2 separate regions of the Homo sapiens genome follow, and region 1 is linked to region 2. The links are chromatin contacts, found by Hi-C or POLR2A ChIA-PET in ENCODE. All regions are on one chromosome and are shown on one strand. The core of a region is the stretch at or near the end of the contact, and the rest is flanking DNA. Distances in the headings are between cores, read along the strand shown.

Evidence for each region. A loop is a pair of places that touch in the nucleus more often than their neighbours do. ChIA-PET counts read pairs that join two places held with the same protein, here RNA polymerase II (POLR2A). Pooled maps may share reads with other maps.
Region 1: a loop to region 2 is called in a map of ascending aorta, with 3 times the contacts of the local background. The contact joins two enhancer-like sites. A Hi-C loop is called at or near these places in 1 of 168 maps with a recorded cell type or tissue (ascending aorta) and 3 of 50 pooled maps. POLR2A ChIA-PET finds 5 or more read pairs at or near these places in 3 of 52 experiments (AG04449, BJ and activated naive CD4-positive, alpha-beta T cell).

Annotation. Positions count from the first base shown.
Region 1 is chr9:6,379,335-6,385,602 of GRCh38, forward strand. No RefSeq gene overlaps it. Among named protein-coding and RNA genes, the nearest start is that of UHRF2, 31 kb to the right of the region's middle. Within about 2 kb of position 4,402, at least 3 of the 41 ENCODE cell types and tissues checked have a DNase peak (open chromatin) inside an H3K27ac peak, as active enhancers do; they include ascending aorta, where a contact is called at or near this core.
Region 2 is chr9:6,562,316-6,568,798 of GRCh38, forward strand. It overlaps GLDC (glycine decarboxylase), which reads right to left. Exons shown (of 25, transcript NM_000170.3): 16 at 3,039-3,114. Among named protein-coding and RNA genes, the nearest start is that of GLDC, 80 kb to the right of the region's middle. RefSeq lists an enhancer at 3,883-5,082. Within about 2 kb of position 4,261, at least 11 of the 41 ENCODE cell types and tissues checked have a DNase peak (open chromatin) inside an H3K27ac peak, as active enhancers do; they include ascending aorta, where a contact is called at or near this core.

The DNA.
Region 1 (6,268 bases), core at 3,152-5,651, 180 kb before region 2:
CAATTAAAAGAACTACAGAATCAAGGGCAAACACATTCAAAAGCTAGCAGAAGGCAAGAAATAACTAAGATCAGAGCAGAACTGAAGGAAATAGAGACACAAAAAATCCTTCAAAAAATCCTTCAAAAAATCAATGAATCCAGGAGCTGGTTTTTTGAAGAGATCAACAAAATTGATAGACTGCTAGCAAGACTAATAAAGAAGAAAAGAGAGAAGAATCAAATAGATGCAATAAAAAATGATAAAGGGGATATCACCACTCAACCCACAAAATACAAACTACCATCAGAGAATACTATGAACATCTCTAGGCAAATAAACTGGAAAATCTAGAAGAAACGGATAAATTCCTTGACACATACACCCTCCCAAGACTAAAACAGGAAGAAGTTGAATCCCTGAATAGACCAACAACAGTCTCTGAAATTGAGGCAATAATTAATAGCCTACCAACCAAAAAAAGTCCAGGACCAGACGGATTCACAGCCAAATTCTACCAGAGGTACAAGGAGGAGCCGGTACCATTCCTTCTGAAACTATTTCAATCAGTAGAAAAATAGGGAATCCTCCCTAACTCATTTTATGGGGCCAGCATCATCCTGATAACAAAGCCTGGCAGAGACACACACACAAAAAAGAGAATTTTAGACCAATATCCCTGATGAACATCAATGCGAAAATCCTCAATAAAATACTGGCAAACTGAATCCAGCAGCACATCAAAAAGCTTATCCACCACAATCAAGTGGGCTTCATCCCTGGGATGCATGGCTGGTTCAACATATGAAAATCAATAAACGTAATCCATCATAGAAACAGAACCAAAGACAAAAAACACATGATTATCTCAATAGATGCAGAAAAGGCCTTCAACAAAATTCAGCAACTCTTCATGCTAAAAATGTTCAATAAATTAGGTATTGATGGGACGTATCTCAAAATAATAAGAGCTATTTATGACAAACCCACAGTCATTATCATACTGAATGGGCAAAAACTGGAAGCATTCCCTTTGAAAACTGGCACAAGACAAGGATGCCCTCTCTCGCCACTCCTATTCAACATAGTGTTGGAAGTTCTGGCCAGGGCAATCAGGCAGGAGAAGGAAATAAAGGGCATTCAATTAGGAAAAGAGGAAGTCAAATTGTCCCTGTTTGCAGATGACATGATTGTATATCTAGAAAACCCCATTGTCTCAGCCCAAAATCTCCTTAAGCTGATAAGCAACTTCAGCAAAGTCTCAGGATACAAAATCACTGTGCAAAAATCACAAGCATTCCTATACATCAATAATAGACAAACAGAGAGCCACATTATGACTGAACTCCCATTCACAATTGCTTCTAAGAAAATAAAATACCTAGGAATGCAACTTACAAGGGATGTGAAGGACCTCTTCAAGGAGAACTACAAACCACTGCTCAATGAAATAAAAGAGGATACAAACAAATGGAAGAACATTCCATGCTCATGGATAGGAAGAATCAATATCGTGAAAATGGCCATACTGCCCAAGGTCATTTATAGATTCAATGCTATCCCCATCAAGCTACCAATGACTTTCTTCACAGAGTTTGAAAAAACTACTTTAAAGTTCATATGGAACCAAAAAAGAGCCCGCATTGCCAAGTCAATCTTAAGCCAAAAGAATAAAGCTGGAGGCATCACGCTACCTGACTTCAAACTATATACTAAAAGGCTACAGTAACCAAAACAGCATGGTACTGGCACCAAAACACAGATATAGACCAGTGGAACAGAACAAAGCCCTCAGAAATAATACCACACTACTACAACCATCTGATCTTTGACAAACCTGACAAAAACAAGAAATGGGGAAAGGATTCCCTATTTAACAAATGGTGCTGGGAAAGCTGGCTAGCCGTATGTAGAAAGCTGAAACTGGATCCCTTCCTTACACCTTATACAAAAATTAATTCAAGATGGATTAAAGGCTTAAATGTTAGACCTAAAACCATAAAAACCCTAGAAGACAACCTAGGCAATATCATTCAGGACACAAGCATGGGCAAGGACTTCATGTCTAAAAACACCAAAAGCAATGGCAACGAAAGCCAAAATTGAGAAACGGGATCTAACTAAACTAAAGAGCTTCTGCACAGCAAAAGAAACTACCATCAGAGCGAACAGGCAACCTACAGAATGGGAGAAAATTTTTGCAACCTACTCATCTGACAAAGGGCTAATATCCAGAATCTACAAAGAACTCAAACAAACTTACAAGAAAAAAACAAAGAACCCCATCAACAAGTGGGTGAAGGATATGAACAGACACTTCTCAAAAGAAGACATTTATGCAGCCAACAGACACATGAAAAAATGCTCATCATCACTGGCCATCAGAGAAATGCAAATCAAAACCACAATGAGATATCATCTTACACCAGTTAGAATGGTGATCACTAAAAAGTCAGGAAACAACAGGTGCTGTAGAGGCTGTGGAGAAATAGGAATGCTTTTACACTCTTGGTGGGAGTGTAAACTTGTTCAACCATTGTGGAAGTCAGTGTGGTGATTCCTCAGGGATCTTGAAGTAGAAATATCATTTGACCCAGCCATCCCATTACTGGGTATATACCCAAAGGATTATAAATCATGCTGCTATGAAGATACACGCACACGTATGTTTACTGCGGCACTATTCACAATAGCAAAGACTTGGAACCAACCCAAATGTCCAACAATGATAGACTGGATTAAGAAAATGTGGCACATATGCACCATGGAATACTATGCAGCCATAAAAAATGATGAGTTCATGTCCTTTGTAGGGACATGGATGAAGCTGGAAACCATCATTCTCAGGAAACTATTGCAAGGACAAAAACCACACACCACATGTTTTTACTCATAGGTGGGAATTGAACAATGAGAACATTTGGACACAGGAAGGGGAACATCACACACCAGGGCCTGTTGTGGGGTCGGGGGAGGAGGGAGGGATAGCATTAGGAGATATACCTAATGTAAATGACGAGTTAATGGGTGCAGCACACCAACATGGCACATGTATACATATGTAACTAACCTGCACATTGTGCACATGTACCCTAGAACTTGAAGTATAATAAAAAACATATATATATAAAGAAAAAAAGGATTAAAACAAGACAAAAATTGTCTGTGAATAGGAAAATATCCAGCATAGTTACAGTGAGAAAAAAAATTGACTAAGAAGTTTGGTTGTCTCCATGGCTTACAATAACTTAACATAAAAACCTTAATTATGATCAATAGCATATACTCAGACATTAGAATTTTAGAAATCCCATACAATTTTGGAACATATATTAGCATTATTCAGCAAGATATAACCTAAAGAAGATTGAGCATCATTTTGGCAATCCCATGTACCTAGACATGTTGAATAATCCTTTTTATGTCTCTTTTCTGGACACTTCAAGGGCCTTCTGATGTATTCAAAAAGCCAGGTGCCAGGGAAGACAATTTTGTAACTGAAGTTTTATTTTGGGAAGGCTGTTAAATGTTCGAGGTTTAAAACACTTGGTATTATGAAATAGAATTCCAGACTACCATAAGTTATTTATTTTGCCAAAATGATGACTCAGAAATTTTAAAGAAGCATAAACCTTTTATAACCCTTTATAAATTTTGCCATAGAGCAGATTAGTGCCTTAGGAAAGCCTTGTTATGCTTTTATTTCAATGCTCAATTTACAGAAAAACCAGATAATGCCCTTTTTGGAATTTAGACAATATGTTCACACAAAGAACCTCTTCTGCAAGATTTCCACAGTTCTTCCACCACTTCTCTGAACCTTCAACTTTTTCCTAATTTAACTCAAAACAATCCTTTAACCCTAGGCAAAAGTTTATATTTCCATGCCTTCTTATAACCGTTTACTAAAAAACACATTTTACTGTTCTTACACACCTTAAATGTAAATCTATTTCCAGTAGCTCCAATTAACTCCTAGCAATTTTTAACTTTAAGGTAAAACTTGGTAAGTTGCCTTAATTGTGTGCTAACTACAGCCAAGGTTAGTCTTCTTAGTTAAGGACATGGTTAGTTCCACATGTCCCCAGGCCTTACCAGTTGTGAAGCTAGCAAGTCAAATAGTTCTCAAAACCCAAAAGGCAATTTGTAATCTCAAACACTTAGCAAACCTTGCATCTGACCTGCATTTTACCAATAGTCTTTAGTGCTATTTTTATTTCTTAAAGTCATGTGAACTTTTTCTTAAAGATTAAAGTCTGGCTCACGCCTGTAATTCCAGCACTTTGGGAGGCTGAGGTGGGAAGATCACGAGATCCAGACCATCCCGGCTAACACTGTGAAACCCTGTCTCAACTAAAAATACAAAAAATTAGCCAAGCGTGTTGGTGGGCACCCGTAGTCCCAGCTGCTTGGGAGGCTGAGGCAGGAGAATGGCATGAAGGTGGAGCTTGCAGTGAGCTGAGATCATGCGACTGCACTCCAGCCTGGATGACAGAGCAAGACTCCATCAAAAAAGAAAGAAAGAAGGAAAAAAAAAAGATTAAACTCATGTGAACTGAAAGGTACCACAGCTTTTAACTTCCCTTTAAACAATATTAGATCTAAGTGCTTGTCTTTCTTTAGGCCAAATTAATTAGAGCTCTTTTTACAGACATCACACACAGTACACACACACACAGGCAGAAGAAAACCCAGGCACTGGGTGGGGCCCTTTAAGAGTCAGCACTAGGAAAACATGCAGATATCAAACCAGAAAGAAACTTATTCCCTAAGACAGGATTGCTAAACAAAGCCTTGCCACCAAAGTTATAAGAGTCAGAATGTAAAACAAGATGGAGGCTTGATTTCATAACCAAAACTTCGCAGAAAATATAAACAGTGATAGTTGGATGGACTGGCCTAGCAAAATATATTCTAAAAGAAAAAAAATAAACTTTAAAAGTTAACTTGTGGATGGGATAGAGAAGGGGAAAGAAAAAAAATAGTTTAAAACTGCCTGGGGAAAAACCTCTTATTCTTATGGAAGTGGTTTCTCCACCAGGGAGAAAAGTTTAATTATTTTCTGATGTTGCTGAATCTCTTGGCCAGGGAAGGGGAAGGCTCCAATGGTTCATGGCAGAAAACGCCAGCCAGCTACCCCCAGTGCCTTGGGCCATATGTTCAAGCCTGGCAGCGAGTTGGCGGGTGGAGGGTAGCTGCTGCTCACCAGTCAGTCCCGAAAAAGGAGGGAAAAGGCCATGAAAAGACCTGGGAGTGATAAGGGGTGGAGGCATGGTTTCCCCCACCCTCAAAAGTCTGAGGATGAAAAGGCTTAGAAGCAACAGGACAGGTTTTGAGTTCCCATTTCACTCACCACTTCTTGAGCCCCACACTGGGTGCCAAATTATTGCAGGACTTTTCCTTAGTTCAGCTAAGGATGGGGTCCTTGTCTGTCCCACAGCCACAAAAATTTAGGCTCACAGACTGAGGGGTGAGTAAAGCAGGGTTTTATTGGGTGAAAAGGAAGAAAAGGAGGAAACAGGGACTCTTGCTAAAACAGAGTCCCTGTTAGAGTGCTTCCCACCTGCTGTTTGAATCTCAGGTTCCACACAGGAAGAGGAGGGGTCAGCCTCCTTCTCGCTGAAAATGGCATGAACCTCCAGAGGCTCCACCCCAGCGGACAGGCTGGTTGGAGTTTCTCCAAGTTGTCCCTCCCACCTGGCTGTCTCATTATGTGTAAGTCTCATGATAACCTTAAATCAAGAAACATATAACATACACAAAAAAAATTAACAGCAAGAAATTAAAGCATACAACCAGAGAAAATCACCTTCACTAAAAGGAAGACAGAAAGGAAGAAAAGAAGAAAGAGAAGACTATAAAACAACTAGAAAGAAATGGCTGGAGTAAGTCCTTACTTATCAGTAACATTGAATGTAAATGGACTAAACTCTCCAATAAAAAGACATAGAGGCTGGGCTCAGAGGCTCATGCCTATAATTCCAGCACTTTGGGAGGCCAAGGTGGATGGATTGCTTAAGCTCAGGAATTCAAGACCAGCCTGTGTAACATGACAAAACCCTGTTTTTGCAAAAAAAAAAAAAAAAAAAAAAAAAAAAACTAAAACTTAGCTGGGCATGGTGGCAAGTGCTTGTAGTCCCAGCTACTCGGGAAGCTGAGGTGAGAGGATCTCTTGAGCACAGGAGGTCATGGCTGCAGTGAGCCATGTTCACACCACTGCACTCCAGCCTGAGTGACAAAGTGAGACCCTGTCTCAAAAAGGAAAAGAGAGAGAGAGAGAAAAAAAAAA
Region 2 (6,483 bases), core at 3,011-5,510:
AAAGCAGCTTGAAAGAAAAGACCCATCAGGAGCCCAGGCACTTCTGTAGCACATGATTTCCCCACACTCCCTGCACATGACTTCCCCACACTCCCTTTCAAAAAAGAATGATATATTTTGCTGGATTCCATTAGAATCTATTGTGTGGGAGCAGCTGCCTCAGACATCAGTGATGTGAAAAAATCTTCCCTGATTAGTGAATACTAAATCATTTTCTTCTCTAACTAAGAAAGTTGGCTTTAATTAAAAAAAATTTTTTTTTGAGAGGGAGTCTTGCTCTGTTGCCCAGGCTGGAGTGCAGTGGTGCGATCTCAGCTCACTGCAACCTCTGCCTCCTGGATTCAAGTGATTCTCCTGCCTCAGCCTCCCTCAGTAGCTGGGATCACAGGCGTGCACCACCATGCCTGGCTAATTTTTGTGTTTTTAGTAGAGACAGGGTTTTGCTATGTTGGCCAGGCTGGTCTTGAACTCCTGACCTTAGGTGATCTGCCTGCCTTAGCCTCCCAATGTGCTGGGATTACAGGCATGAGCCACCATGCCCGAGCTAATTAAAATTTCTGATCCAGAAGGATGCCAACATTTCCAGGCTAATGAGCTTTGTATTTCTACCAGCTCAGTGGCTGGAGGGCTTCCCTGCCTCTCCCTTTCCCCCTCTCCCTGAAGCACAGCACCCAGCCCCTCTCCCTCCTGCAGAGTGAAATGGCCTCTCATGACACTTCAGTGATGGCAGGATGGGCAATGGGGCCAAGAGAAACATCACACACAGTGGGTGGAGAAGGGAAGGAGGACAGGAAAACACAAAGAGAGGGAACAGGAACCAGAAAGAATCCACAAGTCACGGAAGAACCCCGCCCAGGCCAAACCCAAAGGCCTTTCATTCTTTCTCCTTGGCCTTTCCAGTTTGGTCCCCAGCTGCTGGACATTCACAGCTACTTCCTGGTGTCAGATTGGGAAATTTGGGAAATGGCGAGGGGTGGGAAGCATTACTGCGTGGAAAGAATCTGGATTTTAGCTGGCCCTTTGCCATTAGCTAGTCACCTGCTTTCTGCAAACACTGCTTTCTGCGGCCTCTCCGCCAAGCAGTGGAGGAGTCGGGTGGAGATGTCACACAGGACAGGCTGCCCCTTTCCAGCATCCCCAGGCTCCTGGGCACCTCGTGGTGAAAGATACTAATGAAGAGGAACTCCAGAGACGACCTCAGAACATGGAAGCCATGAGGGAAAAACAGACAGGAGAGAATCTGGCATTGTTTTACTGGCTGGACACCTGGAGCTCCAAAGTTTCCTTTCTGATTCTGTGAAAGTGCCGAGACTCTCAGGTCCCAAGAGCAATTATAGTTCTAAACTAATCATTCCTTAGAAAGCTGAGAATTCAGAACCACGAATGAACAAACTGTGGGGGAATTTCAGGGTCTGTGTCTGTCTGGTTGACCACTTCACTTCTCTCTGGACTGGCAAGCAGTCCTTGACCAGGGTTTAATCATTTATTCAATTCACGAATGGCCTGTTTTTCAAAGATCTTTAGACATGAATTCTAGGGCCAGGTGCAGAGGGTCATGCCTGTAATCCTGGTCTCCCTAGCACTTTGGGAGGCTTCCTTGAGCCCAGGAGTTCAAGGCTGCAGTGAGCTATGAAGAGAAAAAAAAAAGGGCCAGGCGCAGTGGCTCACACCTATAATCCCAGCACTTTGAGAGGTCCAGGGGCGGGTGGATCACCTGAGGTCAGGAGTTCGAGACTAGCCTGATCAACATGGTGAAACTCTGTTTCTACTAAAAATACAAAAATTAGCCGGGCGTGGTGGCGCATGCCTGTAATCCCAGCTACTCAGGAGGCTGAGGCACAAGAATCGCTTGAACCCAGGAGGCAGAGGTTGCAATGAGCCGAGATTGGGCCATTGCACTCCAGCCTGGGGAACAGGGCGAGACTCCATCTCAAAAAAAAAAAAAAAATTCTATTCCCCAACCAAGATGAAAGCCTGGAAAGACACACCTGTGGAATCAGGATGAACTATGCAAGGGAAGGAGGGAAAAAAATGTTCCTTCGTTTCCCCTGTTATGAAAGGGAAGTGAAACACTTTCAGCATTCTTTATTGCAAATTCCAGGCAACTAGCCATAAGTAACCTTCCAGTGGTAATAAAACCAGAAATGGACTAAGATCGGGCCACTACCACTCCACCCTACTTACTTAGCCAGCCAGCACCACCCTATCCCCTTTGTCTGCAACTCTCTAGTATCAGCAGATGCTTTTGCCCTGCTCTCGGCTCCTAGGCGATGCTCCTATTAAGGACTTCCGCCCCACAGCTCAGTACAAACTCTAGCATAGCACTGGCCATCAAAATGAAGGAACCAGGAACACAGGCCTCCTCTGGCACAAGCTGAGGCCTGAGTTAGGCCACTGCTACAGGCACTGCCCCTGGGGGGAGCGAGTGGTGTCCATTAGTACCTGCTGGTCCCCACAGTGGTCCCCAAGAGGCGATTGGGATCCTGGAGACCAGGTTCTCATATCCAAAGCAAACATTGAAGCAGGACCGTGAACTCTGCTTTATGCCTTTTTTGGTGCTTGAAGTTGAGAATCATCTAATGGAGAATTTATTTATTCAACAAATATTGTTTGAGCATACTATGACCAGAACCGGGCTTCAGCACAACAGGGGTTACTGAAGAATTAAAGCATGGTCTCTGCCCTTCATCCAGGCCCAGGGCCGGGGCTGAGCCAAGGAGAGGATGCTTGCAATGGCAACATTCCTGCCCTCTTCCTCCCTCTGCTCCCTAGAGAGCAGTTCCACAGCCAACTGGCTGACGTTTGCATTCTGGGTTTGAGCAAGTCTTTTATCTCTGAATGTTTTTCCTCAAAATGGTCAAGTGGGATGTCTTGGAAGCAAGGATCATAATGGCTAGTTCACAGAAATTTGTTTCTTGACTATATGTTCCCTCATCTGCTTCCAAGAAGGCTTGGAGGGAGTGTCCCACAGAAGGGACCCTGAGAGCCAGGACCTCTGTGCCCCATGGTGAGCAAGCGCCACCTCCTGCCATACTCACCGTTCTGTGCCCCTCTCCTTTCTGGTTTAAGTAGGCTCGGATAGTGGCCAGTCCAGCATATTCTCCCTGGGCTCCGCTTGCAAAGACAAGAAGAAAGGGATCACGGTTAGGTCTTCTGGCTTTCATTTACTCATTCAATATTTATTGGGCCCTGGCCAGGGGTTCACCAGCACGTGACACATGGTCACTGTCCAGACGCTGAGAGAAGCTCATCAAGGAGCTCTGCTGGAGTCAAAAGGTCTTGAACAATCAAAACAATCAAAGCAACAGCATCCAGTTTGTGCACTACAGCTCAACCACTCCTACCCAAAGATGGAGCTTTCTATATCCTTGCTCAGGACCACGCATTGAAAATAGCCTTTTGTTATTATGAAAAATTTCAAAACTATACCAAAATACAGTGAAGAACAAAAGGAACTACGACGTGTGTGTCAGCCAGCTGTAACAATTTGGTTTACGGTCAATCTTGTTTCCTATTATATTTCTCACTAACCACTTTCATGCTGAACTATATATTTTGAAGCAAACTTCAAACATCCTATCATCAGTTCAAATGTCAATATGCAGCCTTCAAAGATAAGTATTGTTTTTAAAAATATAACTACAGGCCGGGTGCAATGGCTCATGCCTGTAATCCTAGCACTTTGGGGGGCCGATGTGGGCAGAGCATTCGAGCTCAGAAGTTCAAGATCAGCCTGGGCAGCATGGCGGAACAGTGTCTCCACTAAAAGTACAAAAAATTAGCCTGGTGTGATAGCATGCATCTGTAGTACCAGCTACTGGGCAGGCTGACATGGAAGGATCACTGGAGTCTGTGAGGCGGAGACTGCAGTAAGCCGAGATGGTGCCACTGCACTCCAACCTGGGTGACAGAGTGAGATCCCGTCTCAAAAAATAAATAAATAACTACAAACACAATTGTCACACCTAGAACAATGAACTTCAGTTTTTTCCTTTTTTTTTCCCTTTTCTTTCCCCCTTTAAATGGGTAATGTGTCAACATCTTAACAAGGTTTAAGGAAGACACACCTATGAGGTGAAAACAAATCATCACTCTATAATTTCTTAGTATTACCAAATATCGAGTCAAGGGCCTGATCAGCCCCAAAAGAATGAGGCACTTTTAATGTGACACCATTCCTGGCAGTCTCAGGTTCGGCTCTCCCAGGCCCCGGATGCAGATGGCTGTTAGGGGCTGGCCATCCTCATCTCAACGGTCCTGGAAGGCACCACTTTCAGGGCATATGCCATGACTAACATTCCGGTGAGCAATGCTGACTCAATCGTAGACTGTTATTTCATGTTCCCAGTACCCTGTGCAGGAAGGGAAGGGAAATGAGTAATAGATGTATCAGTCCCATTCAAAATGTGTATGTCTGCGAAGCTGAAGGCAAAAATTAAATACTAAAAAAAGATACAAAAATTTAAACTTTAAACAAATGAAAATTTAAAAATAAAATAACTTTTTTTAATGTTACCCACAGAAAATCGGTAAGAATTTTAAAAAATGTGTATGTTCTCCATGCCATCACCCCCATTTTGCACACAAAGAAACTGAGGTCTGAGTGCTACATGCCAAATGGCCAACAGTGACAGATGAAGACTTGGGTGTGGAGTCAGCCTGCCTCCCAGAGCTACGGGCTCCCTTTGCAAGCAGTGCTGCTCTTCTGAGCACACTGTGCTCTCCAAGGACGGAGAGTTGTGGGAGCAAATGCTGATTTTCTTTCTAGCAGAAGTCTTGTCTGATTGATAGAACTGGGGGGTTTAGCTAAAATAAAAAATAAAAAAAAAAAGAAAGAAAAGAAGAAAGAAAGCCTGTCTTACAAGACCTGAGTCACCCCGTTCCTCGTCACCCGCACTGAGTCAGCTGCAGCTATCTCCGCTCTCTTCCAAGAAGAAAGGCAAAGACTGCTCTTCTGTTTTCCTGGCTTCTGAAAAACAAGTCCTAGCCTATTTGAGGTTTTTTCATTTTGAGGACAAGAAAATGAATATGCCGTGCTTCAGGAAACCACTCACATCACAAGTAACTTCATCTCCCTGTGCCTATGTGCCTGAGAGATGTGTAAAATGGGGATAGTAACAGTACCCATCACACAGGGCAGATGTGATGTGTAGTGAGATCATCAAGGTCAAATGCTTCTCAGCCAAATCCTGCCCATTCTTCAACTGGCTACAACTCTCTGCAAAGCCTTCCCTAAAGCCACCAATCCAGCTCTGTCACTTCCTCAGAGAGGCCTTCCCTGAAGGCAAGAATTTTGTCAACCTTGTTCACAATTGTATTCTCTATTCCAAGAACACTGACATAAAAAATATTTGATAGATTGATTAAAGAAATAATCCTCTACCTCCTCCAAATTATCATAGCATTTTACTCTACAATCTTATCTGACATTAATATCCTATACATGTACTGGACATAGAAAATTATTACCGATTTCACATTTACTTTGTATGCCTGTCTTATCTCAATTAGAGCATAAGCTCTGACAGTAGGGTCTAATTCTCAGAGTTCTGTATATTCTTCAACAGGGAATATATAGAACAGTACTCTGCATGTAGTAGTTCTGCAATAAGTATTTAGTAAATATTTTAAAAATTGAATTCCTCCAGCACAGGCAATCAATATGAATGTCATCCTTTCCCCTACAGTAAGGAACCTCAAGAAAAACATTTTATATTTACCCCTATGTTTTTCTCATGAATTCTATTCATCTGACTTTCTTGAAAGGCCAATCAAGGTGTAGACTAGGAATGAAGGAAGAAGCAGATTACTGGCTATGAGCCAGTAGTGTAGGAGAAAGACTATATGCTAAAGACTTGATCAGAAATGCTGGATTTCTCTCTCTCTCTCTCTCTCTGGCCTTAAACATCTATAAAAATCAGCTATGTTTCAACCCAAAAAGTGCAAATGATATATTCAAATGTGACACAAGGATTACTACTGGGGCATTAGTAAAACAAATTGTTAGTGCCACCTGTTGGTAGAAAAGTCTTATGAAAAATAATTGCTTATCTACATAACCCAGACTAAGCAACCATCAACAAACTATTATATATGGAGGACAGGCTAGGTCAGTGCTTTTCTGACATCTGTTTAAAATGAAGTAGTGAATGGTCTGGAGCTGCAGGGCTGGCCAGTGAACGGGGAGCCTCAGAAACACCAAGTTTATGTGAGCACAGCTTAAACTGTCCTAGAAAAACAAGGCCCTCCATGCCGGGCGTGGTGGCTCACACCTGTAATCCTAACACTTTGGGAGGCCAAGGTGGGCGGATCACCTGAGATCAGGAGTTCGAGACCAGCCTGGCCAACATGGTGAAACCCCATTTCTACTAAACATACAAAAAATTAGCCGGGCGTGGTGGTGCATGCCTGTAATCCAGACTACTTGGGAGGCTGAAGTGGGAGAATCACTTGAACCTGGGAGGTGGAGGTTGCAGTGATCCG